Regions from separate parts of the Mus musculus genome. Here region 1 is linked to region 2. The links are chromatin loops, found by intact Hi-C in ENCODE. Cell type or tissue: heart. All regions are shown on one strand. Each heading gives the region's core, and the rest is flanking DNA. Links, peaks and the distances in the headings are about the cores only.

The links. Hi-C counts contacts between places; a loop is a spot of excess contacts. Peaks named below come from ENCODE experiments on the same cell type or tissue, not always from the same donor. Only the 100,000 strongest peaks of a DNase experiment are listed, where the experiment ranks them.
Region 1: a loop joins it to region 2, with 3 times the contacts of the local background. A loop is called at or near these places in 8 of 42 quality-filtered maps.

Annotation. Positions count from the first base shown.
Region 1 is chr17:36,888,074-36,903,788 of GRCm38, forward strand. It overlaps Trim31 (tripartite motif-containing 31), which reads left to right and starts at 10,057. Exons shown (of 8, transcript NM_146077.2): 1 at 10,057-10,694; 2 at 11,819-11,914; 3 at 13,576-13,806. The coding sequence starts at 10,281. Trim40 (tripartite motif-containing 40) reads right to left here and starts at 2,052. Exons shown (of 6, transcript NM_001033235.3): 1 at 1,904-2,052; 2 at 773-1,620. The coding sequence starts at 1,111. In heart, for the core only: CTCF peaks have their summits at 4,433 (motif pointing right) and 8,724 (motif pointing left); no DNase peak of the experiment used is centred there; H3K27me3 peaks cover 382 bases.
Region 2 is chr17:37,041,496-37,057,210 of GRCm38, forward strand. It overlaps Gabbr1 (gamma-aminobutyric acid (GABA) B receptor, 1), which reads left to right and starts at 4,471. Exons shown (of 23, transcript NM_019439.3): 1 at 4,471-4,794; 2 at 5,200-5,281; 3 at 5,959-6,162; 4 at 6,926-7,111; 5 at 8,282-8,302; 6 at 9,504-9,664; 7 at 12,636-12,770; 8 at 13,242-13,412; 9 at 14,351-14,452; 10 at 14,801-14,866; 11 at 15,293-15,484. The coding sequence starts at 5,200. In heart, for the core only: CTCF peaks have their summits at 6,681 and 8,576 (motif pointing right); DNase peaks (open chromatin) are centred at 4,526, 8,246, 8,616 and 9,116; H3K4me3 peaks cover 4,639 bases; H3K27ac peaks cover 2,719 bases; H3K27me3 peaks cover 1,144 bases.

The DNA of each region.
Region 1 (15,715 bases), core at 3,854-11,853, 150 kb before region 2:
TGGAAGGGGGCACCCATGGTGGAACTTAGGTGGAAGTTAGTGGCAGTTAATACGAACCATTTCTATCCTTCTACCATGTGAGTCCCAGAGATCAAACTCAGGGAAGAAAGCTTGGTTCCACACTCCTTTACCCTCAATGGTCTCATATCTCACAGGTAAGAGTTTTAGTTTTGATATTTTATCATTTGGTATCGACTGTATTTACTACCAAAGGCGTGAATCGTTTTTTTAGAAAAAAATAAATAAATAACACAAGAAACAACAGTAGTGTTCCGGAAAGGAAGGAAAGGGGGGAGAGGGGAATAGGGCATCGTGTACAAGTTTTCAGATTTCAAATCTTTACAAGATAACAGCACAGATAAAACTTGATGACATGTCTAGACTAGCTTCTAGGACCATCCACCAGGGAACCCAATATAATCTTAGTCAAGAAGTGGTTCTCATTTCTAGTACAACATCTCATTAACTTGTACATTATGTAATACAGCCTCTCATTATCCAGCACAGCATCTCATGAACTAATACATTATCTAGTACAGCAAGAGTAAACACAGTGGCCCATACTTCCTGGGTCTTCACCATCATAGTAGCAGGATCACCTACATCGATACACGGAGACCTGGAAACCCTGATAGTAGCAGAGAGGCACACAGAAAAGCAAAGACCAAGGCCCCAAGTTGGATGACCAGAAAAGTCAAAGGAGAGTGTCAGTTACCAAGCCTCTGTGAGGATCTGAACTTAGGAAGGGTCCAATGGGGTGACACAAGCTTACCTTGTAGTGGCTGATGGCATTTTCAATGGAGAGTTCAGTATGGGACTGGTGTTCAGGGGATTGGAGGCATTCCTCACACAAGAGATGTCCGCTAGCCTCACAGAACCTGCGCACCCTCTTCTGGTGGGTGTGGCAGATGTAATTGTCTCCAAGGACCCCCTCGGAACATGGCTTCCTGCAGACTGGGCAGCTGAGAATCCCAGAGACTGAAGCCTTATCCATGTGCTGGGTCAGGCACATGCGGCAGAAGAGATGTCTGCAGTCGGTGCTCACAGCCTCCTTCAGGGGATCCAGGCAGATAGGACAAATGTCCTGGTTGTCCTTGTCAAGAGAGCCCATGGTCCCACCTCACTAGTCTCCCCACTGGGTCTTTTGAAGGCCAGATTGTCCCATGTGAAAGGGCTCGGTAGAAGGTGATCTGGAGCAAGATAAAGTGGACTGGGGCCTGGACTTAAGGCCACTGTCCACTATCAGAGAGTCCAGAGTCTGGACTATAAGAGACACAATCCTGCAGGGATTTCAAAAAAAACTCAGTATTTGCTAAACTTGAAACTATTCCTTATACAATTCTTCCACAGACCTGGAGGAAGCAGGAGCTCCAAACCCCAATTCTGTTTTGAGAGTTTTCTGTGCAATCGTTTTACAGTTTAAAGCTAAATTTTAGGCCACCTTGTTACGGTCATGGCCAGAAGTAAACTATCAACGACAAGCTGACAGTCTCTACTGTGTGGCTGGCAGGGAGAATTCAGACAGAACTTTATGTGTCCCCTCTGGGGCTGGTTCCCTACAGGGCTCACTGCTGCTGTTTGATACCACTAACCTCTTAAGGTGGAACCTTGTCAGTGACCCTTTATTAACCATCAAGTTATCCAAGAGTGCAATGATGTCATGTTGAAAGAGAAAGAGAACAGGAGAGAGGGGGGAGGGAGGGGGAGGGAGGGAGGGAGGGAGGGAGAGAGAGAGGGAGAGAGAGAGAGAGAGAACATATGACGCTACTTTGTCCTTTCCTTTCAAACAACTTCCAAGGATGACCTAAAAAAGGAAGTGCCTCCTCCTCCTCTTCCTCCTCCTCTTCTTTACCCCACTTCTTGTTTGAGCACCCTCCCCAAAATTACTCTCTTAATACCCTACCTCAAATCTCTCCTTTTCAACTTCATTTTCTTGGTCTCCAGACCTAGGGAGAAGACCAGCAGATGAGCCGGTTCTTCTTGAATTATGCCAATTATATACACTCACATGCCTGTGAAACTAGGGAGAAGGTGAAGAGATTCCTCCTGCTTCAGCAGTGAATTATCAGGGAAATGAAAATACCCATGAGCTGCACTCACTGAACAGTGAGATGAACTTTGTGGCAGGGTGTGGCATATTTTCTTACGGGGAAGAGGAAAGTCTCAGTGCCTTTAATGCAAATCTCACAGAACTTGAATGCAAATATCACCAACTGAGAATGAGCCCCAAGAACCTCACACATGTGGAACCACAAATTCTAGATGTGTCACATGACCGTGACACCTGGGTGATGCGGAGGACGGTCCACATAATTGTCCTTAATAGTCCCAGCTTCAACAGTGGCGGTACCTGGAGGATACCACAAGGTATATGTTACTCTTTTGGTAGTTGTGACCAAATACCTGTCAAGAAGTAAACCAAGGGAGGAAGGGTTTATCTGGGCTTATGTTTGAGGCTACTGTTCATCATGGTAGAGAAAGTGTGGAGACAGGAGTGACTGAAAGACCATAGGGTGGTTGTTCACATCTGGGTGGATCATGAATCTAAAAGAGATACCTGCTGGTGCTCAGCTGGCTTTCTCCCACTTCCCCCTTTAGATCCCAGCTCATGGAACAATACCACCCATTTGAAGGCAGGTCTTCCCTCCTCACTTAAGTCTGTCTGGAAATACCCTTATTGACATACCCAAAGGTGTTCTTCCCTGATGCCCTAGGTAGTTTTACTGCTCCTCTTATAAAGACTGCTGCCCATGCTGCATTGGGGGAGGCAGAGTGATATCTTCCCATCATTTTATGCCCTGTAAACTTAGCCTAATTTGGGTACTTCAAGCCTTTCGTTCAGAATCTGCAGTCCTGTGTGAGAAATGTCTAAGTTGTCTGAATACAAACAAAATGGATCTATGTTAACCTAACTGTGACTACAACAAGAAGCATTTCTTTCTCTTTTGTGTGTGTGTGTGTGTGTGTGTGTGTGTGTGTGTGTGTGTGTAGTCACAGTTGAGACGGGGTCTCATGTAGCCCAGGATAGCCTTGAGCTCTCTATGTAAGTGAGGATGATTTTTGATTTCTGATCCTCCTGCCTCCGCCTCTCAAGTTTTGAAATTACAGGAGTGAGCCACTAGTGCTGGGGGTTGAACCCAGGGTTTCATGTATGCCAGACAAGTACCCCACTTCTGAGCAACATCCTAAGCCTTATCACTCAGATTTTTTTTGAATTTGTATTGACAATTCTAAACTAATCCTCGTGATATTTTATCAGTTTTCATGTGCAGTGGTGATTGACACTTGGGATCATTACTGGCCCACCTTGGATTCTCTCTGATGGCCGTTGGTTCCTCCTCATCTCTGATTATGTTGGAATTTTCATTCTGGTGGGAGACCAGATGCTCTAAGGAGAGTCAGGGTATCCCTTCCTTTGGCTACCAGACTAATGGACACTGTACTGGCTGGTTTTGTGTGTCAACTTGACACAAACTGGAGTTATCACAGAGAAAGGAGCCTCCCTTGAGAAAATGCCTCCATGAGATCCAGCCGTAAGGCATTTTCTCAGTTTGTGTTCAAGGGTGGGAGGGCCCATTGCAGGTGATGCCACCCCTGGGCTGATAGTCTTGGGATCAATAAGAAAGCAAGAAGGGGAAGCAAGCTAGTAAGTAACACCCCTCCATAGCCTCTGCATCAGCTCCTGCTTCCTGGCCTACTTGAGTTCCAGTCCTTTGGTGGTGAACAGCAATGTGGAAATATAAACTGAATAAACCCTTTCCTCCCCAACTTGCTTCTTGGTCATGATGTTTTGTGCAGGAGTAGCAACCCTGACTGAGACAGTCCCTAAAGAATTTCTAGGAGCCTCCCATGGGAGGAGGGAAAGGAGAAGCCTCGTTCCAGTCAGAAAAGGAGGTCCCCGCAGCTAGACTCACTTCCTATTAAATTAGCATATGCGTATTCCCTGACCTTGCTCCTTTCAGCTATAGAATTATAAGACTGCTTCAGAAGAGGAGGGGAGTAAGAGTATTTCTTTCTCTTTTGGCCAAACTAAACAAAGCCACTCTTCTTTAAGAATTTCTGTTTCCTGGTTCCTTTTCCGATACAGGGAAACTATGTGGCTAGAGGATTTAATTAACCTCGGGACTTAATCACATTCTTTCCTTGTACAGTGAGGTGAACACAATAAAGCCAGGCTCAGAATTCACTCTCCTTCTTGTAGTTAACACCCATTAGTTAACTACTAGTTAATGGAGCCTTGAATCCACCACCACCCCAGCCCTAGCCCCACTTGATTCCTGTTTTAATCTCCTTATCAACTTTTTATATGAGCTTCCTTATATGTCATCTCATGAGCTCAAGTTCAGTGTTCCTTCTAAATTGTTCTAGTCAGAATTACGCTAAACTGTGCCCAAAATAGAGCCATGGCTCCTTCAGTCAAATGTTTTAGCATTGTGCCTTCACGGACAGTAGGTGGTGCTGCCTCCCAAGTTAGGACTTGGTTTCAGAATCTCTCCTTTAAGGGAATGGAAGCTGGGGCCACTGCCCTGTTCTCTCTCTCTCTCTCTCTCTCTCTCTCTCTCTCTCTCTCTCTCTCTGCCTCTCTCTCTCTCTCTCTCTCTGCCTCTCTCTCTCTCTCTCTCTCTGTATATGAACTTTGTGCATAATGTCCATGGATATCAGAAGAGAGTCTCAGATCCTATGTAACTGGAGTTATAGGCAATTGTGAGCCATGTGGGTGCTGGGAACCAAACCTGATTCCTCTGCAAGAGCAACGAGTGCTCCTAGGTTGAGCTATTCACCAGGTTCCCAAGCTATTTTTTTTTTTTTTTTAGAAATTATGGCGGAGACTGGAGAGATGGCTCAATAAACAAAAATGCTTGTCACACAAGTTTGATGACCTAGATGGATATGTTTCCATCCCTAGAACACATTTAAAAAGCTGGATGTGGTGGTGCATACATGCAATTCCAGAACTCCCAAGGCAAGATGGGAGACAGAAGCTTTCAGGAGCTAGCCTGGAGCACTCTGCACAACAAAGAAAGACAAGACAGGCCCTGGCTCAACCAGATGGAAAGTGAAAACAGACTCTTGAAGTTTGTCCCTATCCCATATAGGATATGATGGGGTCAGTGTACACACACACACAGTACACACACATGTACATACACACAGCAGAGCAGAAAAAATTTGGCTGTGAGGTCTGTACTGTATCCAGTTGGTAGAGTCTCTGCCTGGCAAACATGAAGTTTGATCTCCAGCAGTAATAAAGCTGAGCATGATGGATGAATAATTTTAATCCCACCACTTAGGAGGTGGATATCAGAGAATCAAAAGTTCAAGGTCACCCTCAACTATATATTGAGCTGGAGGCCAACCTGAGGCTGTACCAAGGAGGAGAGTGTATCTGTGAGAAAACCTATCCGCTCTGCAATTGTGTCCTTTGATAAGCCCCATCCTCTGTCCAAAATGTAAACACCAGCTCCGGGGAACTGCCAGCCACCATGTTGAATACCGAGCTACACAATCCAGAGAGCACTTAGGAAAACCACAGAAAGATATGAGGAAAACCACAGAAAGATATGAGGCTCTAAATTTGAGCATACAGATCTCGGAAAAAATGAGGTAGCTCTTGGGACTCAGGAGACATGGAGGGCTCTTGGCAGGAGCCCCTGAATTCTACCTGATGGCCTGGAGGGACAACCTCAAACATTCAGTAGAGGTCTCGAGTAGGGCAAAGCATGAGAAACCGAACTCAAGTTGAGGTGGCTTGTGCCTGTGATCCCAGACCAAGAAGGAATTAAAGACAGGAGTTCAAGATCATTCTAAGTTGTACCGTGAGTGGGAGGCCAGCCAGCCTGAGCTACACAGGTTGATCTCCAAAAGCAACAACAGCAATAATATTAAACCCAAATCAATCAGCGGATAGTAGAACATGCCTGTGATCTCATCATCCGGGAGACAGTCAGGAAGCTGTGGTCCAAAGCTGTGGTGGTCACAGTCTTTTTAAAGTGCACGAGAATAGATTGTAAGTGTTATCACTATAACAAAAACAAACAAAAATCTAATTAGCACAAAGTATATTGAGGTAATTAGTCATTCACTAGATAAATAATCCTTATTTACAGTCTTAGGAGACATCCAAAAAACACAGCAGATGGAGCAGTGTGGACATCTGGGCTATAGATGCTGTGAAGAGATATGTCTATCTCTACCTCTTGAGTGGAATGGGTAGGATCATCTGACTTGTTAGACACACCTGTGTCAACAAAAGCATACGGCTATGCTATTATACACTTCCTTGAAATAGAGCAATATATGAGCTTTCAAACTCACTGGGTCCAGAGAAGAAGCGAAAGGAGTTGGCAAGTGCAGGGAGTAAGTTAGGGGGAGGAGTTAGACAGAAGCAGGAGCTCGGCAAGAGCTGAGTTATGTCGTGGCTGTGTGTGGCATCCACAGCCAAGGTGCTCACTTTTGCACTGCGTTTTCTAAGGCCCTAGATGGGCATTCACTGTGTGTTCACACAGTCATCTGATTTTTGTAAAATTTGTTATATATATATATATATATATATATGTGTGTGTGTGTGTGTGTGTGTGTGTGTGTGTGACATTTATTTTATGTATGTGAGTACACTGTAGCTGTCTACAGACACACCAGAAGACACCCAGTGCTCTTTTATTTTGTTTTCGAGACAAGGTTTCTCTGTGTAGCCCTGGATGTCCTGGAACACACTCTGTAGACCAGGAGGGCCTCAAACTCAGAAATCTGCCAGCCTCTGCCTCCCAAGTGCTGGGATTAAAGGTGTGTGCCAGCACTGCCCAGCTCAGCCAGTGCTCTTAATCGCTAAACCATCTCCAGTCCTGTGAAATGTATTCATAGTTACTTTTGCTGGTTCATCCCAACGCTTTTCCTTGTAATGATTGGCATCTGGGGTTCAGAGTACGAGCGATTAAAGAGGGCCTGTGTGGTTTGCATTTACTAAGGTATCTGGTGAGTGTGTATTGGGTTAGTGCCAACTGTGGCTCCATGGAAAAATGGCTTTTCCACAATGCCTGCTGATAACTCACCTGACACCAGGGACTAAAGGGTAAAGTCAGAAGACCTGTGATGAGAAACACCGTAAATCTGTGGATAAACCAGTCTCATCTGTGTCTAGTCTAAAAGGTTCTTTCTCAGGAGTGCAGTGTATGTATCATGGGATACAACTACTTCTTACATTCCTCAATAAATTCAGTGGAGGTTATTATGACATCAAAAATTGATAGAAAATTGATAAATGATAAATGATTGAAAAATGATAGATTATTATATTATAACAAAATATCTTGAACTGGAGACATGGCTCACCAGTTCAGAACACTTGCTGGTCTTCCAGACAACTAAAGTTCAGTTCCCAGTACCCATACCAGCTGGTTCACAACCGCAGATTAGGCCAGTTGAAGGCATCAGACTCATCTTTCTGAGCTCCACAGGCACATGTGGCATACATACACAGACGCCCACACATATGCATTCATGCACATACATACACAGACACAAGACACACACAAATAAACGTTTTTTTTTTCTAAAGAAAATAAAGTCTTTCAGTTCCTAACAAAATAGTAACCTATTGAATTAAAGCAGTGGTTCTCAACTTTTCCTAATACAGTTCTTTATACAGTTTACTTTAATACAGTTCTTCATATTATGGTGACCCTCCAGCCACAAAATTATTTTGTTGCTATAATTGTAATTTTATGGAGGAGCAGTGTCTCAGTTCCTAAGGCCATTGGGAATATGTGTTTTCTGATGGGCAAGACCCACAGGTTGAGAAACACTGAATTAAAGTTTGAATTCAAATGAAAAAAACACATTCTAGATTTTTTTTTTTAATGTATGACTCTCTTGCTGTCTTCAGACACACCAAAACAGGCATTAGACCCATTACGGTTGGTTGTGAGCCACCATGTGGTTGGGAATTGAACTCAGGACCTCTGGAAGAGCAGTCAGTGCTCTTAACCGCTGTGCCACCTCTCCCGCCCCTACAGTCTACATTACTAAGGGGTTGATTGACAGATGAGCTTCATGAGTACACAGGACCCTTTGAACTCTTGTTGACTTTGATAAAATATTTGCATCTCCAAAGAAAGTCTCACAATGCACCTTAGCATTGCAATAGGGATTTAACAATATACAAGTCATTGACCTTCAGTACTTGGCAGAAAAACTTAAGGTTTTCTGCAGAGGCAAAAGTCAAAACGCCCCAAATCCATGTAAAAAAAAATCTCTAAACAGGGGCTGGGGAGAAATAGCCCTCTGTAAGGGCAGTGTGGACTCAGCCTCCTAATCTTCTTGTCTCTACTTTCCCAGTGCTGGGATTTCATGCATGTCTGTCTTTGTGCCTTGGGTCTTACACATTCTAGGTGACCCTGAAACATGCTCAGTTCCCTGAACAACAGATATTGAAGATTTAGAAGTGAGACGTAAGTGAAATAATATATACAAAAAAGAAAGGAAAAAAAAAAAAAAAAAGAGGCACCCTCATCAGCGTATTCTGATTTGTCATTGTTTTTTAAGCACAATACACACAAAACAAAACTTGCCTGAAAATTAAATTCTGGGGGCTAGAGAGATGATTCAGAGCATTGACTGCTCTTCCAGAGAAACCAGGTTATATTCCCAGTGACCAAGGGGCAGCTCACAACTCTCTGTAACTCCAACTCCAGGAGACCCAGATGCCCTCTTCTGGCTTCCATGAGTATTGCATGTGGTTCACAGACACATCCAGGCAAAATACCTATACACATAAAAAAATTACTAATAGCAATACTGAAGATAAATTTTTTAAATCAAAGAAATGATTTAATTTAAAATAAATTAAATTTTACCTCTAGATCTGACAGCTGAGTATGAATGCAAGTTATAAAACCTTACAAAAATATTTGCTTTAATTCAACCTTAAAGTGAATGAAATAGACAGGCCTGAGGTCTGGTATTTCTACACTTGATCTTAGCCAAAAGGCTGAGAAGTGTAGGTGTAGTATTTCTGAAAGTGTTCAGCTTTCAGTAGTTGCTGTAATCAAAGTAACCTCTATAATATGAGTGGATACTTTTGAGAATGAAAGGAAGGGCTGTTGACATTTATGAGGGGACAAAGGTAAAGCCAAGACTGTCCCTGGCAAATGACAAGGAACTATTGTTGGGGCTATAGCCATAAAATCCTCCACACCCTGTGTGACCTGCCAATGGCCTTGCCCTATGAACACATTGGTTGCCTGTATAAGACCAGGCCAGTCAACTTTCCAACCTAAATAGGAAAGGGTTCATATGGCCCCACCTCACACTGAGGAGCTATTGGCAATTGATAGTTTCTGGGGTTGTGGCATTGTAGTGGCCTATGCTCCAGTGGGTGGTCCCATACCATTTGCATACAATTAATACTAACTCTGTGTGTGTGTGTGTGCGTGTGTGTGTGCAGGCAAAACTTTCATGTGAGTAAAATTAAAATACACAAATCTAAAACATTTTTATTTAAAAATTAACAGTTTGGGTTTTAATGACAGAACAGAAGAGAGGAGAGGTTAGTGGGGATGGAGAGGGAGGAAGGAGGGAGCACCGTCTTCCTGGGCACAAAAGAGCAAGAGGAAGGGTTAAGAAGTGTTGAGCTACTAATGGAAATGTCGGTGACCCTGGCTGATACTTTCCTTGTCAAGCTAAAGTCCACAGGTCAGGCAAGCTGATGTGTGTGTGTGTGGGTAGGTGGGGAATCTGAGAAGTACAGAGACAGAGGAAGTAACAGACAGGCCAAACAGAACAAAGGATGACTCAAAGATGCTGGGGTACCAGAGACAGGAAGGAATACCCAACAGAAGGCAGGGTCTGGGAGTGAGAGATCTGCTGGGGTGGTAACAAGCCTTCCTGGGGCTGCCAGCGATCAGTTCCACTCCCCAATTACACCTGAGTGGACTTTGTCACTTCGTCTTTCTGTTCTCTGAATCTGCTTCAGAAAGATATGTTTAATTAGTTCAAGGTCCAGGAAGTCTTGCTCTACTTTATAGGCAGCAGGCACTCTCGGTTTCTGTTCTTGAGAGACAGGGAGAGAGGACTGACCATCTGTTTTCTTCTCTTTAGAATATTCCCCATTTATCGCTGACTCTTTTCTGTCATTATTTATTTAACCCCCCCTTCCCTCATTCTCCTCTAATCCTCTCCCTGAGATACTCTTCAACCTCTGCCTCCTGCTTCCTTCTCTCTTACAAGCACCAGGCCTTGGATTTCTGTACTTTCACATCTCAGATTAGCCCTGCTGTTCCATCATGGCAGGCCAACCTCTGGCCTGCCAACTGCAGGAGGAGGTGACCTGCCCCATCTGCATGGAAATTCTACAAGATCCTGTCACCATTGACTGTGGGCACAACTTCTGCCTGCAGTGTATCAGTCAGGTTGGAAAAACGTCAGAAAAGATCCAATGTCCTCTCTGCAAACTCTCTGTGAATAAGAATACGTTCAGGCCCAATAAGCTGCTGGCTAGTCTTGCAGAGAAGATCCAAAGTATGGATCCTGCTGACATCCAAGCAGAAAAGGAAGACTCAAGATGTCAGAGGCACAAGGAAAAGCTACATTACTTCTGCGAGCAGGATGGGGCATTCCTCTGTGTGGTGTGTCGTGACTCCAAGGACCACAAGTCTCACAATGTCACCTTGATAGATGAGGCTGCCCAGAACTACAAGGTAGGCACCTGGGCCCTTCTCTGCCCCCAGCCCAGCAGAGTAGAGTTCACTGGGGAGGCCCCAGTTGATTGACACCCATTGCTGTACTCTTTGTACTTGAGTTGGCCATTTATAGCCAGGTCCAGTGGGCTCAAAGAATTGAGTTCTAGAAAATGCCAGTCTGTAACCAAAGCAAGACGAAGAATCAGAATAGTACTCTAGGGGCAGGCGAAATGACCCAGAGGGTAAAAGTGCCTGTCTTGACCATAAGGACCCACATAGTAGAAGGAGAAAATTGGTTTGATCCCTGGGACATGCAAAATAAAAGGAGAGAACTCACCCTTGAAAGTTGTCTTCATACACATAAACACAGACACACACACACACACACACACACACACACACACACACACCATAGCACTCTGCTGAACTTGCACACACAATTAATAATGTACTAATTTTTAAACATAATTTTTTATTAATTATTTTTTTTATTTACATTTCAAACATTACCCTTTCTGGTTCCCCTCCATGATCTTTCCACCCTATCCCACCCTTTCTTTTTGCCTTTAAGAGGGTAATGCCCCCTACCCATTCCCACTTCACCCCTCTAGCATCCCCCATCTCTGGGGTATCAAGCCTCCATAAGACCAAACGCATCCCCTTCCACTGAGGCCAGACACGGTGGTTCTTTGATACATATGTAGTGGGGACTATGGGCCAGCTCATGTGTGCTCTTTGTTAAGTGCAAATTTTAACTCAGAAGGTCTCATTCAAGTCCAGCCACTGCTAACTTACAAAGCAGAGCCTGAGACATCCAGATAAGCCAGTGCTCTTCTACCACAGAGCTCCATCCCCTGGTTGGTCCTGGCCCTGCCTCTCTGTGAGGCAGATGAAACCTATCTCTTAAAGAATGTGATAGGACGGATGAGGAGAAGTCTTCCCCTGAGAATACCAAAGCGCCATCCAAATGATCATTAGTAGTATTTTCTCAAGTCACTAAAGTTCCATTTCTTTCCATCACCTCCTTGTTCCTATCGAGAGATGGGGGCCAGGGAGGACTGCTAATAATGACATCAGTACCCTGGAACATCTTCCCTGCCTCTCAAGAGTCAGAGCCTGGCTGAAGCACCCTCTCCTTACAGGTGCAGATTGAGTCACAGGCCCAAGATTTGGGGCAAAAGGACAAGAAAATAATTGAAGAGAAAAAACAAGGTGAAGGGGCAATCTGGGCGTTCAGGGTAAGAAATGCTCATTCCAAACACTTCTGGGGAAACTGAGGCATTGCTGATGAAGCTCCTAGCCTTCCTTTATACAGCAAGCAGGAATAAAATCCTGCTGACGTGGTGGTGAGGGGCAGGGCAGAGGGTGTATGGTGCCTGAGCCGTGCTCCCGAGCCAAGCTCCCTAGCTGTGCTAACTACTGCCTGAATGCTGTGCCAGGTCTTCTGCTCCTCCACCCACAGCAGGCTGTGTAGAGAACACCCACACACTGGCTCACCCAAGCCCTTTCTAACTAGAGACTCCCACAGTAAGAAACGACAGAGACTATGACGCCATTGAACATCTCCACCTCATTTTGTTTGCATGTTTTAAAAAAAGTTTTATTTTTGTTATTTTTATATGTGTGTATATGTATGTGTCTGCATATGAGTAAAAGCCATTCGTGTGAATACTGGAAAAGACCAGACGAACTGGGATTACAGGCACTTGTGAGCTGCCCTACACAGATGCTAGGAACGGAATTCTGGAAGAGTTGAAAGCATTATTTTATTCGTTTGTTGGTTGGTTTACATCCCAAATGCTGACCCTGCCCCCTGGGAATGCCATCACCATCTCCCAGATGCTGTTGACTTGGCTGGCTGGTTTTTGTTACATCCACGGAAAATTCAGTTATGAAGGCAGTTAAGCTGAAAAGCCTTCTTTCTTTATCTTTCTTTCATTCATTTGTTTGTGGTTTTCTCCCATTGACATTTAAGACAATCTTTTATTTATTTATTTATTTATTTATGTATTTATTTATGTATTTATTTATTTATTTATTTATAGATCTATTGTTTATGAATGAATGCTTTGCTAACATAAAATATGTATACCAGATAAATGCCTGGTACCTACCGGTAGAGACCAGAAGAGGGCATAAGATACTTTGTGGGTTATGGGAATTGAATCTGAGTCTTTTGCAAGAGCAGCAAGTGGTCTAAACAACTCACTCTCCAGCTCCTAGACAGAGAATCTGATCTAGCCCAAGCTAGAAATTGTTTGTAGAGAAGAATAGCCTTGAATTTCCAAGCCTCTGTCTTTCTCCCAGTGCTGGATTACAGGGCTATAATAGCATGCCCAGTTTATACAGTGCTGAGGATTGAACCCAGGGCTTCACCCATGCCAAGCAACCACTCCATCAACTGAACTCCACCCTTACCCTGGGTTTTCAATGGTCATATTGTCTGTCTTTTGTGGAGATGGTGGCTCAAGTAGTTGAGCCTGGTCTTAACCTCCTGAAGTGCTGAGATTGCCTACTTGTGCACCAGCACATCTGGCTGGTGGCCTTAAGGCAAATGAAAGCATGCCATCTGGCCTAAATCTGTAAATACTTTGCTTCCCCTTTCCAACAGGTATGCCCAGAAGCTCTTCTGAATTGGTCTCAGTGTAATCTTTAAATACTCTTAAAGCATGAGTGGTGCCAGGTGGTGGTGCACGCCCTTAATTCCAGCACTTAGGAGGCAAAGGCAGGTGGAAATCAGGGCTATCCTGTTGTACTTAACGAGTTCTGGGCTATCTAGGGCTTTATAGTGAGACTCTGCCTAGAAAGAAAAAGAAGGATGGGAATTATGAATTTAAAGGAGGCTTGGAGGACCCTTCTCATGGTCATCTCATATCTGCATCCTCTCCTTCGTCCCCAGGCCCAGGTGGATCTAGAGAAACTAAAGATCCATGAGGAATTCAAGCTCCTGCGCCAGAGACTAGATGAGGAAGAGAGTTTCCTCCTGTCCAGGCTGGACTGGCTGGAGCAGCAGGGAGCCAAGCAGTTGAGACAATATGTCACTGTGACAGAGAAGCAGCTGAACTCTCTAAGGAAGCTCACTAAATCCTTGAAAATAAGGCTGCAATCATCATCCATGGAGCTACTAAAGGTGAGTCCTATGTGAATAAATAGATTCTCTCCTCTCTCTATTTCTCTATTTCTCTCCCTCTCTATTTCTCTCTCTCTCTCTCTCTCTCTCTCTCTCTCTCTCTCTCTCTCTCTCTCTCTCTCACACACACACACACACACACACACACCAGTTTTCTAAAAGACAGTTAAGAATCTGAGTTACATTATGGTCTAACAGCTCCAAATACCTGGCTGCTCAATGCCTTTTGTTACATAAATCTAAATTTTGAAAAAGCCTATGGGCTTCCTGAATTGATATAATAGTCAGATACTTTCCTTTAGAGAAATTTCCCTGACACTCCCTTCAGTGCCATCATCCCAACCATGACCCTTATCTTTCTTACTTTAAGGTATCACATTTGATAAAGCTCCTCACCAGGTTTCAGAGAGTAGCCTCTCCTTCCCCATAAGGCTCCATTCTGTTGTCTCTGACATATTGTGGTATTTCTTTCTATAGCTCTTCCACCCAAGGCCCTTTCTCCTAATAAGTCTCATTTAACAAAAAAAGAAAGAATTTATTTATTTATTTATTATGAATACAAGTATACTGTAGTTGTCTTCAGACACATCCAAAGAGGGCATCAGTTGTGAGCCATGATGTGGTTGCTGGGAACTGAACTCAGGACCTCTGCAAGAGCAGTCAGTGCTCTTAACCTCTGAGCCATCTCTCCAGCCCCTTAAGCCTCATTTTTAAAGTCTGTTTGGGTTTTTTTTTTTTTTTTTTGGTTTTTTCGAGACAGGGTTTCTCTTTATCGCTCTGGCTGTCCTGGAACTCACTTTGTAGACCAAGCTGGCCTCGAACTCAGAAATCCGCCTGCCTCTGCCTCCCGAGTGCTGGGATTAAAGGCGTGCGCCACCACCCCCAGCTTTTTTTTTTTTTTTTTTAATCACATACTTTCCTGAAATAATCCACCAACTGCTGTTCTTCTTCACCTAACCCAGAGGTCCTCAACCTGTGGGTCATGACCCCTTTTGGGGGTTGAACAACCCTTTAACAGGAGTCACAAAAGACCATCAGAAATATCAAATATTTATTTTACAATTCATAACAGTAGCAAATCTACAGTTATGAACTAGCAATGAAAATAATTTATGGTATGGGGTGGGAGTCACCATAACATGAGAACTGTATTAAAGGGTTACAGCATTAGGAAGGTTGAGAACCAAAGCCCCACCTATAACTCAGGGTGCGGAGGTAAGAAGATTGTTGCTAGTCCAAAGCTAGCATGAGCAAAGATCTAGACTGTCTCAAAGAGCTGGGCATGTTATCTGTGGAGGTTTGAATATGTTTGGACCAGGGAATGGTGCTACTAGAAGGTGTGGCTTTGTTGGAGTAGGTGTGTCACTGTAGGTATGGGCTTTGAGACCATCCTCCTAGCTGCCTTAGTCAGTCTTCTCCTAGTAGCCTTCAGATCAAGATGTAGAACTCTCAGCTCCTCCCTTGCCAGGCTTGCCTGGATACTGCCATACTCCTGCCTTGATGATAATGGATGGAACCTCTCAACCTGCAAGTCAGCCCCAATTAAATGTTGTTCTTTATAAAAGTTGCCGTGGTCATGGTGTCTCTTTACAGCAATGGAAACCCTAACTAAGATAATATCTCATACCTGTAATTCTAGCAAATCAGAATTGGGAGGACTTCCCAGAGCACTAGAGTTTAAGGCTAGCCTGGACACACACACACCACCACCATCCCTACCACCACCCCCCACCACCACCACCCCCCCCACACACACACACACATGAAAGAAAGAAGAAAAAGAAAGAGAGTCACACAAAATGTAGAACTTTTTCTTGTTTTTGAGACAGGATCCCCTGCAACCCGGGTGGCCTGGAATGGGTTATTGTTATGTAACCATGGATGACATCATCGAATCTTCCTACTCCCT
Region 2 (15,715 bases), core at 3,909-11,908:
GCAGCAAGTACCTTTACTCAGGCCTTAAGTACATATGCGTGTATTTGTGTGTGTGTGTGTACATGTATATGCATACATATATATATATATATATATATATATATATATATATATATAATATTCTTATTTATTTTGAAATATTTAAAAGTCTGTTAATTTAAATTTGTATTGGTAAAAACTGAGCCTGGTCAAGGTCAGTTAGCCTATACGCATCCATACTGTAAAGATAAGCTTTCCTGATTTATTATTGCCTTGGTTACTCTAAAACTTAATTACATTGTGCCCATTCACTTATTACATAAGCACTTATTCGCGGAGACATTATTTATAGAGCCAATTCACACTGCCAACTTGGTAACCTGGTTATTGGCTCTGAGTGTCCCCGAGACAGGGAGACGTGAGGTAGAGAAAGGGTTTCACGGTGGCGTTGTCTTTTTTCACTGAAATTTTGTGAATTCTAGGTTAGACCTACCTGTGTATAGTTGCAAAGGCTCAACAGCAGTATAACCAATCTTCCTATGCCCTAGGCTGGAACAAAGAACAAGGCCAGAAGTGTTACGAATACATACTTGCTGTGGTCTGAATGTGTGTGTACCCTTCTCCTCCAATTCATATGCTGAGACCTAATGCACACAGTGTGATAGAGATGGGCCTGAGAGGCCAAATCTTTTAAGTTCTGACTCTATTTAAGAGAACCTGACCTAAGTTTGAACTTAGACAAACTAGCAGGCAGTACCTAAAAACCAACACTTCAAAGCAATAAAAGCACAACTACACAGATAAACAAACCCAAAACAAAGACTAAATTCTAACCTATTTATTTATTTTTGTAGTTCAGTTTGGCCTCACACTCTCTATGTAACACAGATTGGCTTTGACCTAGTTGTCCTCCAGCAGCATCCTCCGAAGTGCTAGGGTTATTGGCATGTACTATGATGCCTGGCAAAACTAAACCTTGAAATGCAATATGAAGAATTTGAATATGGACTAGATATAATGGTACATAACTATAACCCTAGCCCTCAAGAGGTGGAGGCTGGAGGATTGCTGCAAGTGAAATGCTCTCCTGTTCTAGGCAACAAGTTCCAACCAGCCAAGATTACACAGTGAGTGTCTTAGGGTTTTACTGCTGTGAACAGACATCATGACCAAGACAAGTCTCATAAAGGACAACATTTAATTGGGGCTGGTTTACAGGTTCAGTTTACAGGTCAGTCCATTATTATCAAGGTGGGAGCATGGCAGCATCTAGGCAGGCATGGTGCAGGCAGAGCTGAGAGTTCTACATCTTCATTGGAAGGCTGCTAGTGGAAGACTGACTTCCAGGCAGCTAGGACAAGGGTATTAAGGCCCATATCCACAGTGACACACCTACTTCAACAAGGCCACACCTACAAATAGTGCCACTCTTGGGGCCAAGCAAATGAGAACGATCACAGTGAGACTGTCTAAGAAAGAAAATTAATTTTGGATGCAAAGTAAGAAGCTGGAGTTCAAATATTGGCTGGGCTGACTTCTAGTTATGCTATCCTTGCTTTGTCTCACCTTCTCCAAAGCAGTTTAATTGAATACAAGAGCATGAATGTCCATTTACTTCATGTGGTGGTTTGAGAATGAGATATCATCTACCAGAAGAGCCCAGAATTTTTTTGCTTTTTTTTTTTAAGATTTATTTATTTTTATGTATGTGAGTACACTGTAGCTGTACAGATGGTTGTGAGCCTTCATGTGGTTGTTGGGATTAGGACCTCTGCTTGCTCCAGTCAATCCTGCCCTGCTCTGGCCCAAACTTTTATTTATTATTATAAATAACTACACTGTAGCTGTCTTCAGACACACCAGAAGAGGGCGTCAGATGTGGTTGCTGTGATTTGAACTCAGGACCTTTGGAAGAGCAGTCATTGCTCTTACCCACTGAGCCATCTTGCCAGCCCCCGAGCCCAGAATTTTATAGATCATCAACAACTTGGGCTATTTTGGTTCTTGTGTTTCCGTGCCTTCTGATAATTAAGCTTTGTGTTTTCTAGGGTGGAAGAGAAAGAATGGGGGAAAGGCATCAGAAGGAGAATTTGGGAAGCACGATAAAGAAGAAGGTTGGCCATTCCATAGGGAATCTGAGTAGAAACGCCTCTTTCCATGGAAAATGGTAACAAAACAGAACAGAACAGAACAAACAAACAAAAACTACACAAAGGAGGTAGCATTGCAAAGGCTCACCTGTAGAAGCTTTTGCTTTTTTTGTTTTTAGAAGGAAAAGAAGGAAGTAGAGGGCTCAAGGCTCTACATTCATTCCCGACATCGTATCTCCTGCTAGGTACAATATCTGTGGGAAGAACAGGGCTGACACATGGTGGTTTGAGGAAGAATCTAAACAAGTGTCCCGAGGAACATGGATAAGGAACTCTGGAAAGTATACTGGAGGGTGAAAAGGTATGAAAGGAGGAAATGGCAGCTACAGAATGCTCTAGAGGCAAGCAAATCAGAGTGCTTACACAAAGATGTTGGGAGTAGTCTGTGATCCCAGGGAGCATGCTTGCTCAGATGTTGCATTGAGGCAGGGTCCTGCTGGACTTGGGGAGGGGTTTGTGAACTCAGCTTTGCCAGGACCACAGGATACCACCTGGCTAGAAGAACTAGCCAAGGCCTGGCAGAGAGTCAGTCAGAGTCAGGTAGCTCTTTTTTTTTTTTTTTTTCGAGACAGGGTTTCTCTGTGTAGACCTGGCTGTCCTGGAACTCACTTTGTAGACCAGGCTGGCCTCGAACTCGGAAATCTGCCTGCCTCTGCTCCCAAGTGCTGGGATTAAAGGCATGCACCACCACACCCGGCCAGGTAGCTCTTCTTTTTGACTATCTGAGAAACTTCCCTCACTGGTATCCATAACTTCAGTTGGTCTTATTGAGAGGGCAGGCCACTCAGAGGAGGGTGGCTGTCTCTTCTGGTGGTTAGAACTCCTTCCTACTCTCTTTTGCTCACTATTTAGTCCAGTGGTTCTCAGACTCTTTCCAGGCAACATTTAAAAGCTTGTGGGGCTTTTTTTTTTTTTTTTTTTGTATTTAGAACTGTGAGAGGGGGTGTACATATGGGTAGAACCTGTGTAAAAGCTGTCCTCCTGCCAGATAAGAGTTCTCTCTTTATCCAGATTTTCAGAAGTCCCCCAGGACATTCATGTAGGTAAAAACTTGTGTTTAATTATCTGAGCCTAGAACTTAATAGTCTTTTTTTTTTTTTTAATGGTCTGAATATGCAGCGAACTTTCTAGGAATGCAATTACAGTTCTGTGTGAGTTTAGGGAAGCTTGACTTTGCTACCAAGAGTTGCTCAACATTTCCTGAAGTCACTACATTGATGGCAACATGCCGGAGGTAGTTGAGTCACTGGCTATGCACCTGTATCAGTGTGTTGGTAGAAGTTTCATTTCTGTGACTCTAAGGAGAGGTGTAAGCATTTGCCTGCTTCGAGGGAAACGGCACTCACTCTAAAATACTGTTTATGTTGTAGCAAATTGCTATGCTCCTTCTTATAGATGGGGAAATATTTTGTTCTTTTTAGTCACGTGCATAGGGAAGTGATGTAATCTATGATTATTAGTTCGTGGTTTAGGAGTCATTACAAATACTTGTTCTAACATAGGGTTGAAGGTTGAGAGCCTTGGTTCTCCTGGGTCTCATAATACCTGCTTTCCACCCACCTCTCTGGAAGAACTAGCCAGCAAAGGAGTGCCTCCCCCAGCCCCCGCCACACTCCCTTTTTCATCTTTCTGTCCATCAAGTTATGGACAGACAATCGCAATGCAGGAGCTTTGGCTGTCAGACTTCTCTGTCAGGGCCTCCAGTTTACCCTTAGTCAAGAATGGCAGGTCTGGTCCGAGTGTTGATAATACAGGCTCATGCTCACGTAGAGGTTTTCTTTCTTTATGCCCTCTCCTTTCTCCATCTACCTCAGTATCTCTTCTGATGCCCCTGATCTCTTGCTCCCCGCCATAAGCTGGCAAGTAGCCTACTGCTGGACTAACGAGCCACCCGGGGCTCCCAGTTCTAGCTCTTCTATCCTATTTTTCTCCTAGTGCTCCCTCCACCATCGGCTGCCCTTTTGACCCTTGATTCTCCCTTCCCCTTCAAGGTCTGTTCCCCAGGCATATGACGTCTTCCCTCCTTACGCCAGGTCCAGATCTGTCTTCCTTTTGTACAAACACATCCTTTCTTCACCTTCATCCAGGCTCCTTGTCTTTGTGCCAGCTCCTCTGCTTTAGGCTTGGGTCCTATAACCCCCTACAGCCCCCCCTCCTGTCTCCATCAGTCTAGTCTGCGGGTCTCTCGGCAGCTCTTAGTCCCCCGCCTGCATGCGTGGTCGCCTATGTTCCCCTCCATCCTACCTCTACGCCCTCCCGCGCCGTGGGCGGTCTAGGGAGGGGCCGGGATCCGGGGCGGCTCCTGGGGCTCGGGTTGTGGGAGGCGCCCTCTCCGATCTCCCCCTCCCTTCCCCCCGCCCCGTCTTCCCCTGCACCCTCCTTCCTCCCTCCGCCCGAGAGCTTCCCCGGTCCCCGGCGCCGCCTCCTTCCCTCCCGGCACCGTGCTCTCGCGGCCGCCGTCGCCCCGGGGAAGGAGAGACGGGGGTGGGGTTTGCGGGTAGCGATCGCGAAGGGGAGAGACCCCGGCCGGGCTGGAGCCTGGATTCCTGTGGAAGAAGAACAGGGGGAGGGGAAGCTGGAGGACCGGGAGGGAGAACGGGGAGCCGCGGCCGGGCCTGGGCCCTTGAGGCCCGGGGAGAGCCGCGGAGCGGGACCGGCCGCCGAGGTAAGACCGGGGCCCCACGACCGGGGCTTGGCAAGGAGGCCGGTGGACGTAGGGTAGGGCCGGGGGGTGCGTGGGGTTCGGGTGCGAGAGGCGAGTGATGGGGTAGCGGGACCCCTGAGCGTGGGTAAGCTGGGCTAGCGCTAGCCACAGGGGCTGCTGAGAGGAGGTGGAGTCCCGGGAGGGTGGGGGGCCGAGGGAGGCCGGAGGAGGGTGGGGACAGGCGCTCTCTCCTCCTCTCCCCCCCAGCCCGTGCGGCTCCGCCCCCGCCTCCTCCGCGGGGCGCCCTTCGCGTCCCGAACCGCGCGGTTGGAGCCCGTGAGGTGCGCGGAGCGAGACCTGTCCGTCGGCTGGCCCAGGCCGCGGCCGGCGGGCTCCTCCGTGCCCTCACTGTTGCCTTTTCCTCAGATGCTGCTGCTGCTGCTGGTGCCTCTCTTCCTCCGCCCCCTGGGCGCTGGCGGGGCTCAGACCCCCAACGTCACCTCGGAAGGTGCACCCATCTCCGGCGCCCTGGACCTCTTCCACCCCACAGCTCGTTTCCTTGCACGTCTCCTTTCCTCATCACTCTTGCGGCAGGACCTCCCCCCGCCCCCATCCCTGGCATCCTGGTCCGCAGCCACTTCACAACTCCTGACCTCCTTTCTGTCACTCCGCATCACCACCAGCACCCATTTCCTCTACCTCACGTTGCTACACTACACCGTTTTTCTGTGACCCCGAATTATCTCAGCCCCACCTCCCTTTCCGGGCCCCACGTTACTACAGCGCCCCCCTTCCGTAGTCCACCTTGTTGCTTTGATGGGTTTGTGTGGTCCTTGTTCAGTGGGTTTGTGTGGTCCTCACCGGTATTCTCCTTCGGCCCTGTCCCTCATTTAAACCACCGAACATTATAGCCCTTAGGATTTCTTCTTAGATATTTGTCTCCATTATACTTCTTAACCGGTGGACTCTCGCACCAGCTTTAGCCCTAACCCACGACGCTGGGTTCTGCAGCTTGGGGTTCTTAACTGTTCCCACTCCCAGCTTCCAGTCGTGTGTCCCGTGTGCCCCTCCTTTTCTGTCCCCCTGCCCCAACCCCACCATTGACCACGCCCTGCTCTTCCCCCTTCCACTGCGCGCTGCCTTCCCGCTCCCACGGTTCCCCTGTGCCTCCCCATTCCCTCTCAGGTTGCCAGATTATACATCCGCCCTGGGAAGGTGGCATCAGGTACCGTGGCTTGACTCGCGACCAGGTGAAGGCCATCAATTTCCTGCCTGTGGACTATGAGATTGAATATGTGTGCCGGGGCGAACGCGAGGTGGTGGGGCCCAAGGTGCGCAAGTGCCTGGCCAACGGCTCCTGGACGGATATGGACACACCCAGTCGCTGTGGTGAGTAGCCTGGGAAGCCACCCACCATCCCTGCCCCCTTCCTTCAGGCCCTTCCATTCTCAGTTGCAGACCATCCTTAGTTGTTTTGCAAGTCAGCAATTTAAATCCAGTGGAACCAAATTCACAAATACGTTTAATGAATGAGTACTATGTAGGAGGAGGGGTGTTGCTGTGAGCAGCTAGTGGGAGGAAGCAAGCTAAGCAGCCAGCACATTCACTTCATCGTCTTCATGAGGATACTGATCATTGGGTGAAATAACTTTGATTTTTCATCTGAGTTATCCTTTGAGGTTCATTAATGAGAGATTATTTTTTAAGTTATAAGACGATTTCATTACATTTTCTGACACCTTTGTCTCCCACTCAATGACCATATAAGCCAGTTTAGTAGTAGTATAGACCAGCCATAATAAGAAAAGCAAATCTGGTCTTGCATCCAGGTTTACGTCCATCCACACATTTCAAAGGCAGAAGAGTACCCACTTTACTGTGCTGTTGAGCAGTATCTGTTTTGTGTGCTTATAGCTCCATCTTGAGTTCCTACAATAGAAATGCTATTTTTTTTTTCTGATAGGAATGTGAATACTGGGGGGGGGGGTAGGGCTGGGGAGAACGGGGAGGTAGGGAGGCACAGACATTGCACACCTGATTTCCTGTGGAGCAGGATGCTTGTGAACCCAGACCCAAACCTAATTCTCTGTACTCCCTAGGGGAAGGATCCTCTACAACTTGCCTTTTTTCTTATTTTCCTGTCTCTCCACAGTCCGAATCTGCTCCAAGTCTTATTTGACCCTGGAAAATGGGAAGGTTTTCCTGACGGGTGGGGACCTCCCAGCTCTGGATGGAGCCCGGGTGGATTTCCGATGTGACCCCGACTTCCATCTGGTGGGCAGCTCCCGGAGCATCTGTAGTCAGGGCCAGTGGAGCACCCCCAAGCCCCACTGCCAGGGTGAGGGGAACAGCTGCCTGCCTGCAGCTGATGAGGGTGCCTGCCCTAGAATGGGAGTGGGGTGGGAGTGGGTAGAGGGAATGGATGGTTGCTATGAAGAATGTCGGGGAGGAGTTTGGGAGGATGCAGGTGAAACCTATCTTTACACCACCCACCTGCCTCAGACTTGGTTCCACGGTCCTTTCTGTTGGGCTTCCCCCCACCCTCCTTTCCTTTAGTGTGTTCTTCCTGATTTCAAATCTTGGACCTTTTTTATTTTTCCTTCATTAATCTCAACTCCGCCCCCCTCAGCTTCTTAAAGTTAAAAAACTGCTCTCCCCACCTCCCTGGAAAAAACTACCCTCCCCCCCCACCCCCCGTAGACTTAGAACATCCTCTGTATCACTCTTCTAGGACTGGTCCTTTGCTATTCACTCTATAATGGAATTGCTGTAAATATTCAGAATTAAATCATACATTACATTTAGAAAAAGTCGGTGAGATATGGGATTGGAAACATGGAAAAAGCAAAAAAATTGGGGCAGAATGACCAGAACAGTGATAATTCAAGGGCAGATGGAAGAAGACTGAGTCTTGTGTATACTTTAACAATCTTGATCATTCCTTGAGGGAATAATTGATTGCTTTTGTGTTTGCTACCCCCTTGCTTGCCTCTTTGCTGTCTTTTCTGCAAACGTCTCCCTTTTCTGGGCACCCAAACTCTTGTATATATATACTCTTCTCTCCTGGAATGAATTAAGCTTCAGGGTTCTTCATTTTGACTAAGTCCTTATTTTGAGCTCTTAAGACTGTGTGCATATGCTAACCAACCTTTGGAGAACTTACTAAACTAAGGTATTTAAACAGCACTTATTTAAAACCAATTGTTTTGTAATTTGTCTTCTTAAAGAGATCATAGGTTTATATATACGTATATAATATTCAAGCTCTACAAAACTCAGCTGCACCCGACCCCCTTTACTTGCTGGAACAAATTCTGTTGTCCTTTGAATAATTGAAGAAAACACGAGTCCTGACCCCTAGCCCCGCCTTGCTCTTATCCTCAGGCACCCTTCCCTCATCGCAGTCTCCGCTCCGCATGAACAGGTGTGGGAGGGGGCTGGGGATCAGGCCTGGGAAGCTGGGCGCCCCTGGTAACTCTTCTCTGATCCCCGTCTTTCCTGCTGCCAGTGAATCGAACGCCACACTCAGGTGAGATCAGAAACCCTTCCGCGTGCACTGCCGCCCCCATCCCCTCACTCTTCACCCTCCACCAGCAGGATATCTTTGCTTAGGTTGTGGGTGTCCTGTTACTCATGTCCCACCACCCATTCTAGTTTGAGGCCGGGCCCTCCTCTCCTACCTGTTTCTTGCCGCCAAATCGCGGTTTTCCGCGGGTCGCGCTCCCTCCCACTTCCCTGCTTGGCCACGCTCCTCCGGGTCGCGCTCCTCTCGGACTCAGCTTTCTAGCGCGAAGCCCGGTAGGGGGCAGCCGCGCGCCGGAGGATCCCAGATCTCTCCTTCGTGGGGTTCCTTCAGACCTCGGGGACCTACTCTTGCCACCCCCTACCCAGGTTTTACCTGCGAGGTTCCGTCGACCCTGTTCACTGGTCCCACCCATGCGAGCCTCGCATCCTCTGTAGACCCTTTCTCCCATCACCTTTCTTCCAGCCTTCCCTCAACTACACTATCCTTCTCCTAAGCTGCACTTCTCCATACCAGTTCTCCCCTTCTGCAAAGCCTTTCCCATCGCTCTCGCTCTTCCTACCCTTAGTTCCTCGCTCCATCTTCCCATATCCCCCTTTCAGAACTGTCACCTTCCTCTCCTAACCTACCCACCCTCGCTTCCCCTCTTTGCTCTGTGCTTATCCTCTCTCCTTCCAAATCCTTATCCTCTCCTCTAGTCTCCTTAGGCAGAGACCCTTCCCTTCCTTGCGCTCTCCCTCTTCTCCCCTCCCCTTCGGGCCTCGGCACTGGCTCCTATCCCCGCCTCCAGCCCGTGACGTCAAGCCCCCCTCCTAGCTCCTTTTCTCCCTCCTCCCTTCTGTCGGTCGGTCAGTCGGCGAGGAGAGTCCGCGGTGGCGGGAGCGAGCGTCTCTTGGCCCTAGGAAGCCCACGTCTCTGCCTTCCCCGGGCTCTGGCCCCTCCTCCCCAATGAGACCGGGGATGGAGGCGCCTCCCCGACGCCCTCCCAGAAGCCTTCCCCAGAAGAAGTGTCCCCCCTGAGCTGCCCCCACCCCAAGGAGGCCGCCCCCGCCCCTCCTCGCCATGGGCCCGGGGGGACCCTGTACCCCGGTGGGGTGGCCGCTGCCTCTTCTGCTGGTGATGGCGGCTGGGGTGGCTCCGGTGTGGGCCTCTCACTCCCCTCATCTCCCGCGGCCTCACCCGAGGGTCCCCCCGCACCCCTCCTCAGAACGGCGTGCAGTATACATCGGGGCGCTGTTTCCCATGAGCGGGGGCTGGCCGGGGGGCCAGGCCTGCCAGCCTGCGGTGGAGATGGCGCTGGAGGACGTTAACAGCCGCAGAGACATCCTGCCGGACTACGAGCTCAAGCTTATCCACCACGACAGCAAGGTAGTCGGGGTGAGGGACAGCGTGGCCGGGGTGGTGGGAGGCGAGGGCTATGGATCCTCTTTGGGACTGTGAAGCAGACCCCTCCCGAGAGTGACTGGTTGGAGACGCACAGGAGGTGCGGGAGCTTTGGGATATCTCAGTGGCTCTGAAGGCCGACTCTCTTGAAGGCAGTAGGAGATTCACAGAAGTGGTGGGGGTCTTAGGTGCTGATCCTCTAAAGTAAGCTATCCCTGGCCAGGGTTGGGGGCTGGAAGGGACGTCAGAGGTGGGCAGCTGGCTCAGGGGTTTACATTTACCATGGTAACAAGGTAAATCTTGGCGTAGGTTGGGGCTGAAAGGAATATGGAGAGAAGGGGGGAAGGATTTAGAGAGGCAAGAGGGCTCTACTTTATCTGTCAAAACAAACAGCAAGGTAAAGCTGCCTGACTCTTCATCTCTATCTCTTAGGGGATTCCTGTGAGAATATGGCCTACAGCTCTGGGAAAGACTAATAATGGTTAAGAGGTGGGCTGAGGCACTGGGAGAGTGAGTGTATTGGGGGTCCATAAGGAACCCCTACAACAGCATTGGGGATGAAGAGTCAGTGTACAGGGAGATCAAAAAGAATGGATCGGGGAGGGGGTGGGGAGGAGGGTGGGAACAGTCAGAACCCTGGGCCTCCTGTGGAACCTGGTGGGGGGGGGGTCCTGATTTTAGCGTTTGGTTTTATTATGGCCTAGTGGATCTGAAAAGAGAGAAAACAGGATGTAGTTTTGGGGAAGAGGAAAAGGTTGGTCGTGGTGAAGAAATTTTGGGGTTAGAGGATGGTCTATGGTGAGATTTCTTTACCAAGTCTCTCTCCAAGAGGGAACTGACAGGACAAAAGTTTGGGTCCTTTCTGACATGTGGCTCCAGCGATTTGAGATTAGAAAAATTGTACAGGTGGAAGATTTGGCCATTTTATTCTTGGGGTGTGTGGAGCATTGGTATGCACCTAAAAATAGACATGTGTCTCCAAAGGGGACAGAAATGAGCCTGCTGGCAGAACACTAGGGGAAGGGGCTTGGAGGGGGGAAAAACCCCCAACAACATAAGTTCCCTTGAATTTTTGCCTTCTCTGTGGGTCCCAAACATCAGTGAACAAACACACCATTTGTTTAAAATACTAGTTTGAACTCCTTAGGAAGGATTCCCAAGTAGTTTCTTCGTTTTCATCCATAGAGATCCTGCCTAGGGAGATGGCTGTATGCAGCTTACTCCAGGATGCCTGTGGGAAGAGAGGCAGAGCACAAGAAAAAAAAAAAATTACACGTGAGGGAGGGTAGGGAGGAAGGAAGAAGAGAGAGGGTCTTGATCTGGTTAGAGAGCAACATAGGTCATTGTCTGTGAGGGGGAGATGGGAAGAGATCAGAGATGGGGCACTACAGGAAGATAAGGGAGGCCTGACTTGAGTTCAAATTCTTCCCCCATGACAAGTGATTCCCTAGGGGTGTTGGGGAGCAAAAGGGGTGGGGGCCACTAGAAGAAGGTAGACATGAAGGAGAGGCTATGGTGCAGTGTAGGTCTCCATCCTTGGCCAGTGGTCAGTTAGGAATGTCACGGGTTGGGGTAAATGGTTGCGTGTGGGGTTTTTGTAAGAGCAGGTAGAGAAGAGATGAAGCAGAAGATGGTGCACACATTAGGCCACACAGGCCCTGTTTTATGTAACTGTAGGTTTCCGAGTATCCTGATTGTTCCTGTGAAATCCTTTCTTCAGACAAACAGTGGAGGGACACTTTCAGGATTCAGGAGAAGCTGGGGTCAGCATCTGTTCTAAGTCAGGGAGGACCCACTAATGGTAAAAAATAATAACAATAATAATTGTAAAGAAGCTGAGTAGGAAGCAGGTTCCAAACCTACAGGTGAGCCCTGCCCTTGGCAGGGTGGAGAGCAGAGCAGGCAGCCGTGTTCAGAGTATGATTTTTTTTGTTTGTTTGTTTTGGGTTTTTTTTTTTTGGGTGCTCAGATTTGCCAGCTCCCCCTGGCTCCCTGGGCTTCTTGTCTCCAATTCCCCACAGTGTCTCAAATGTCAGGCCTCAGTGGGGAGCAAGCAGACTCCAGATACCTTCTTTATTTTCTTTCTAACCCCCTCCACCAAGTTCACCCTCTCCAGTCCCCTGTGCCTCTAGTCTCTGTTCCTTCTGCTCTGACTCCCCACTGGCTGTCATTTCTTCTCTGCTTCTTTTGGGGGCTCCAGCAGCTTCTGAAATGTCATGCTTCAGCAGGAGGGGAACAGACAGTAGGGGACCCACGGCTGGCCCTTCCTCCCCCAATTTTCCCTCCTACCATTCTTTCCCTCTCTAAGCTTTCCTGTTTCATCTCTTTCAGGCATCTCTCCTATCATCTGGCTTGTGGAGAATTCCACTCTATGTCTATTTATCTGGATCTCTTTTATTTTAGATTCTTCTGCACTCCCCCCTCCCCCCTTTTTTTTTCTAATGGACTCGTCAAATGTCAGGGCCCAGCAGGAAAGGACAGGGTGCAGAGCAGACACCCTACTGATCTTGTTCTTGTTCTCTGAAATTGAAGGTGGAAATTTCATTGAGGGAGCTGCCTAGGGATCTGCAGAGAACGTATTTGTATTTCCTGAGCAGATGTTCAGACCCTATAAACATGGGATGAGGTGGGGTACAGAGATGACCAAAGAGAGTGGGCTTAGGGTTGTTTGAGAATAAGCAGAAGTGGGAGACAGCAGAGTATGTGTTAATATGGAAGGAAGGGCATGCAGTTTTGAGTAGGGCCAACGTGCCAGATGCAAGACAAGAGAAGGACGCTTAAGGCAAAAGCAAAGTCTAGAAATTTGACAGGAAGAAGAATGCGGTGCTGGCAGTGAATAGTTAAGGAAAGGCACTAGGTTGCCCAAGACACTAGGCAATGTGAGATGTGTATGTGTGTGTGTGTGTGTGGGTAAGGGGCTTGGGAGCCAACCTTCATTTCCTCCTTCCTCCCTCAGTGCGACCCAGGGCAAGCCACCAAGTACTTGTATGAACTACTCTACAACGACCCCATCAAGATCATCCTCATGCCCGGCTGCAGCTCTGTGTCCACACTGGTAGCCGAGGCTGCCCGGATGTGGAACCTTATTGTGGTATGCAAGGCAGGGGGTCACTTCCTTTTGGGCTGGGTTGAGTAGAAAGCTCATGGCTATGTTCTAGAGGACTCGGGAGAGGGACCACTGCCAGGACTCAGCCTACTTTTTTTTTCTTTTTTCTTTCTTTCTTCTTCTTTTTTTTCGAGACAAGGTTTCTCTGTGTAGCCCTGGCTGTCCTGGGACTCACTCTGTAGACCAGGCTGGCCTCGAACTTAGAAATCCGCCTGCCTCTGCCTCCCAAGTGCTGGGATTAAAGGCGTGCACCACCACTGCCCGACCCTCTGGTAGAATTTCTTGAAGGGCTGTGAGGATCCACAGATGTGTGTGTGTGTGTGTGTGTAAATCACTTTTCCCAGGACAAAGATGGGGAAGTTTAGAGATCTGGGAGAAAAGTCAGGGCCAAGAAAGCAGTAAGGACACTGCTAGCATGCTCAGTTTGCACGGACACTTCCCCTTCTTCTGCCTCAGCTCTCATATGGCTCCAGCTCACCAGCCTTGTCAAACCGACAGCGGTTTCCAACGTTCTTTCGGACACATCCATCCGCCACACTCCACAATCCCACCCGGGTGAAACTCTTCGAAAAGTGGGGCTGGAAGAAGATTGCCACCATCCAGCAGACTACCGAGGTCTTCACCTCAGTGAGTCCAGACAAGGGGTGGGGCGTGAGGTCCCAGGGGCATCTGCTCTTGCGGGGAGGACGTGATGGTTTATCAGAAGAGAACACATTCCAAGTGGGCGAAGTGCTTGTTCTTTCTGTAGCCTGGGGAACACACGAATTGGATTTTTGTAATCCTCTCTGCCATTTCGATTTGTTCCCCAGACAGATAGGACTCTGTTCTATGAAAGTAGGTTTAATTCCAAGTTGAAACAAGAGGGGCTAAGAAGTAGGGTCTTAGGGAAGTAGTGGATTCCAGTGCCTTCAGGGGTAGAGGGTGATTGGCAGCTAAATATGGAGCTGCTGAATGGAGTGGAAAAGAAGAGGGTAAAGGGGCAGGCAGATGGATAAGAGACAAATGACAAGTGTGTGGGTTTGGTAGTTGACCCGGAGAGATGCTTACAGACAGTTTGAAGGACAGGGAGGTTTGCAGAGGCAGAGAGGAAATGGCCAGGCTCCACACTGGAGAAAGTAGCCTGATTCTTCTCTTTGTTTCTCTTCTTTGAGTCTTCATTATTTTCAGTGGCCCTTTAATTTTCCCTTCTCACTTTCCCTCAGTGACTCAGTCCATTCTCCTGTGATCCTTTTGATGGTCTGCCCACTTGCCTCTTGAGTTGGCACCATTCTGTGTATTCCAGACCCTGCCCTGCTTTTTTTTTTTCCCCGTTGTTTTCTTCTCAAAGTCCAAAGAGGGGAAGATGGGGCAGGATCCCTGGATACAGATCTTGAGGAGGGGCTTGTCATGCATCTTGGAAGCTGCCTCCTAAGACTGGAGGCACTTTCTTTCATCCTCTCCTCATGGGGTTTAGGGGCTCTTGGAATAAGGTTCAGATCCTATTCCTGCACTGCGAGTATTCGGTCAGTTCTTGGCCGCAAGCTCTGCTCTATCTATACTCTTGATGTTTCTTATCCCCACCCAAGACACTGGATGACCTGGAGGAGCGAGTGAAAGAGGCTGGGATTGAGATCACTTTTCGACAGAGTTTCTTCTCAGATCCAGCTGTGCCTGTTAAAAACCTGAAGGTGGGAGAGCAGGGATGGTAGGCTCATGCCTTGGGGTTGGTGTGGGTGGTGGTCAGCAAGGTGGGAGAGCAGGCATGGTGGACTCAGCCCACGGTGAGATCAGCGTGGGTGGTGGTCGGCTGGAGAGGAAAACCTGGAAGAGGCAGTTGTTCATTCTGTGAGACGGCTCAGTCTCCTGGGAAGGTTTAGTTCCGTCTTCCAGTTGACATTTATCCACTGCCCATTCACTGAACATTTCTTTGCACTAAGCACTTGGAGCTAGGAAATCAACGATTAGAAAGCACTGGCTTAACCCCTCAGGCGCTCTTAGCATCCCTCAGGAGCTCCGTCTCTGTTTCTGTTTTATAGCGTCAAGATGCTCGAATCATCGTGGGACTTTTCTATGAGACCGAAGCCCGGAAAGTTTTTTGTGAGGTGGAGATGGAATCTGGACCAGGGAGGCAGGGCTGGATGGGCTTTCTACTGGTGGTTTTTCTCCTGGGTCCTCCTCACTGCATCTCTGCTCAAATTGATAGCAAATGACCAGAGGTGATAATGAATACCAGGCCTGTCTGTAGGCCTGACTTCGTTATTTGTCTATGTTCAGACACACACGCACGCACACACACATTCTCATTTTATTGCTTTGTGTTTTAACTCTGTCTTTTCTGAGTGGCCAAAGGAGGCATTTTGTTGAGACTCTCCTATGATTTGAAGATTATATAGTGGATTTCAGTGAAGATTTTTTTTTAAATCCTGATCTTTGATTCTTAAGGGACTAAACAGTATGTAATGAGCTAACACTACTTGCCCCAGAACAAAAACAAACCTCCAATGCTTCCCTCCCTACTTTGAATGCAGGTCTATAAGGAACGGCTCTTTGGGAAGAAGTATGTCTGGTTTCTCATCGGGTGGTATGCTGACAACTGGTTCAAAACCTATGACCCGTCAATCAATTGTACAGTAGAAGAGATGACTGAGGCGGTGGAGGGCCATATCACCACGGAGATTGTCATGCTGAACCCTGCCAACACCCGAAGCATTTCCAACATGGTGAGGGAACATCGAAGGAGAGGGAAGAGGCAGGGGTTGAGAATAGCAGGGGAGTTGGGGATGGGAAGGGGCCTGTACCCATCTTGAGCTTGTTTGCGTCATGTTCTACCTGTGCTTGATTTCCTTGGGCGAGAGAGAAAAATTGTGGAGCATACAGTAGGCTTCTGATGAGCGGAAGGGCTGTTACCATGGAAACAAGGAGCAGTTGGTGAGAAGTCAAGTGAGGGAGAG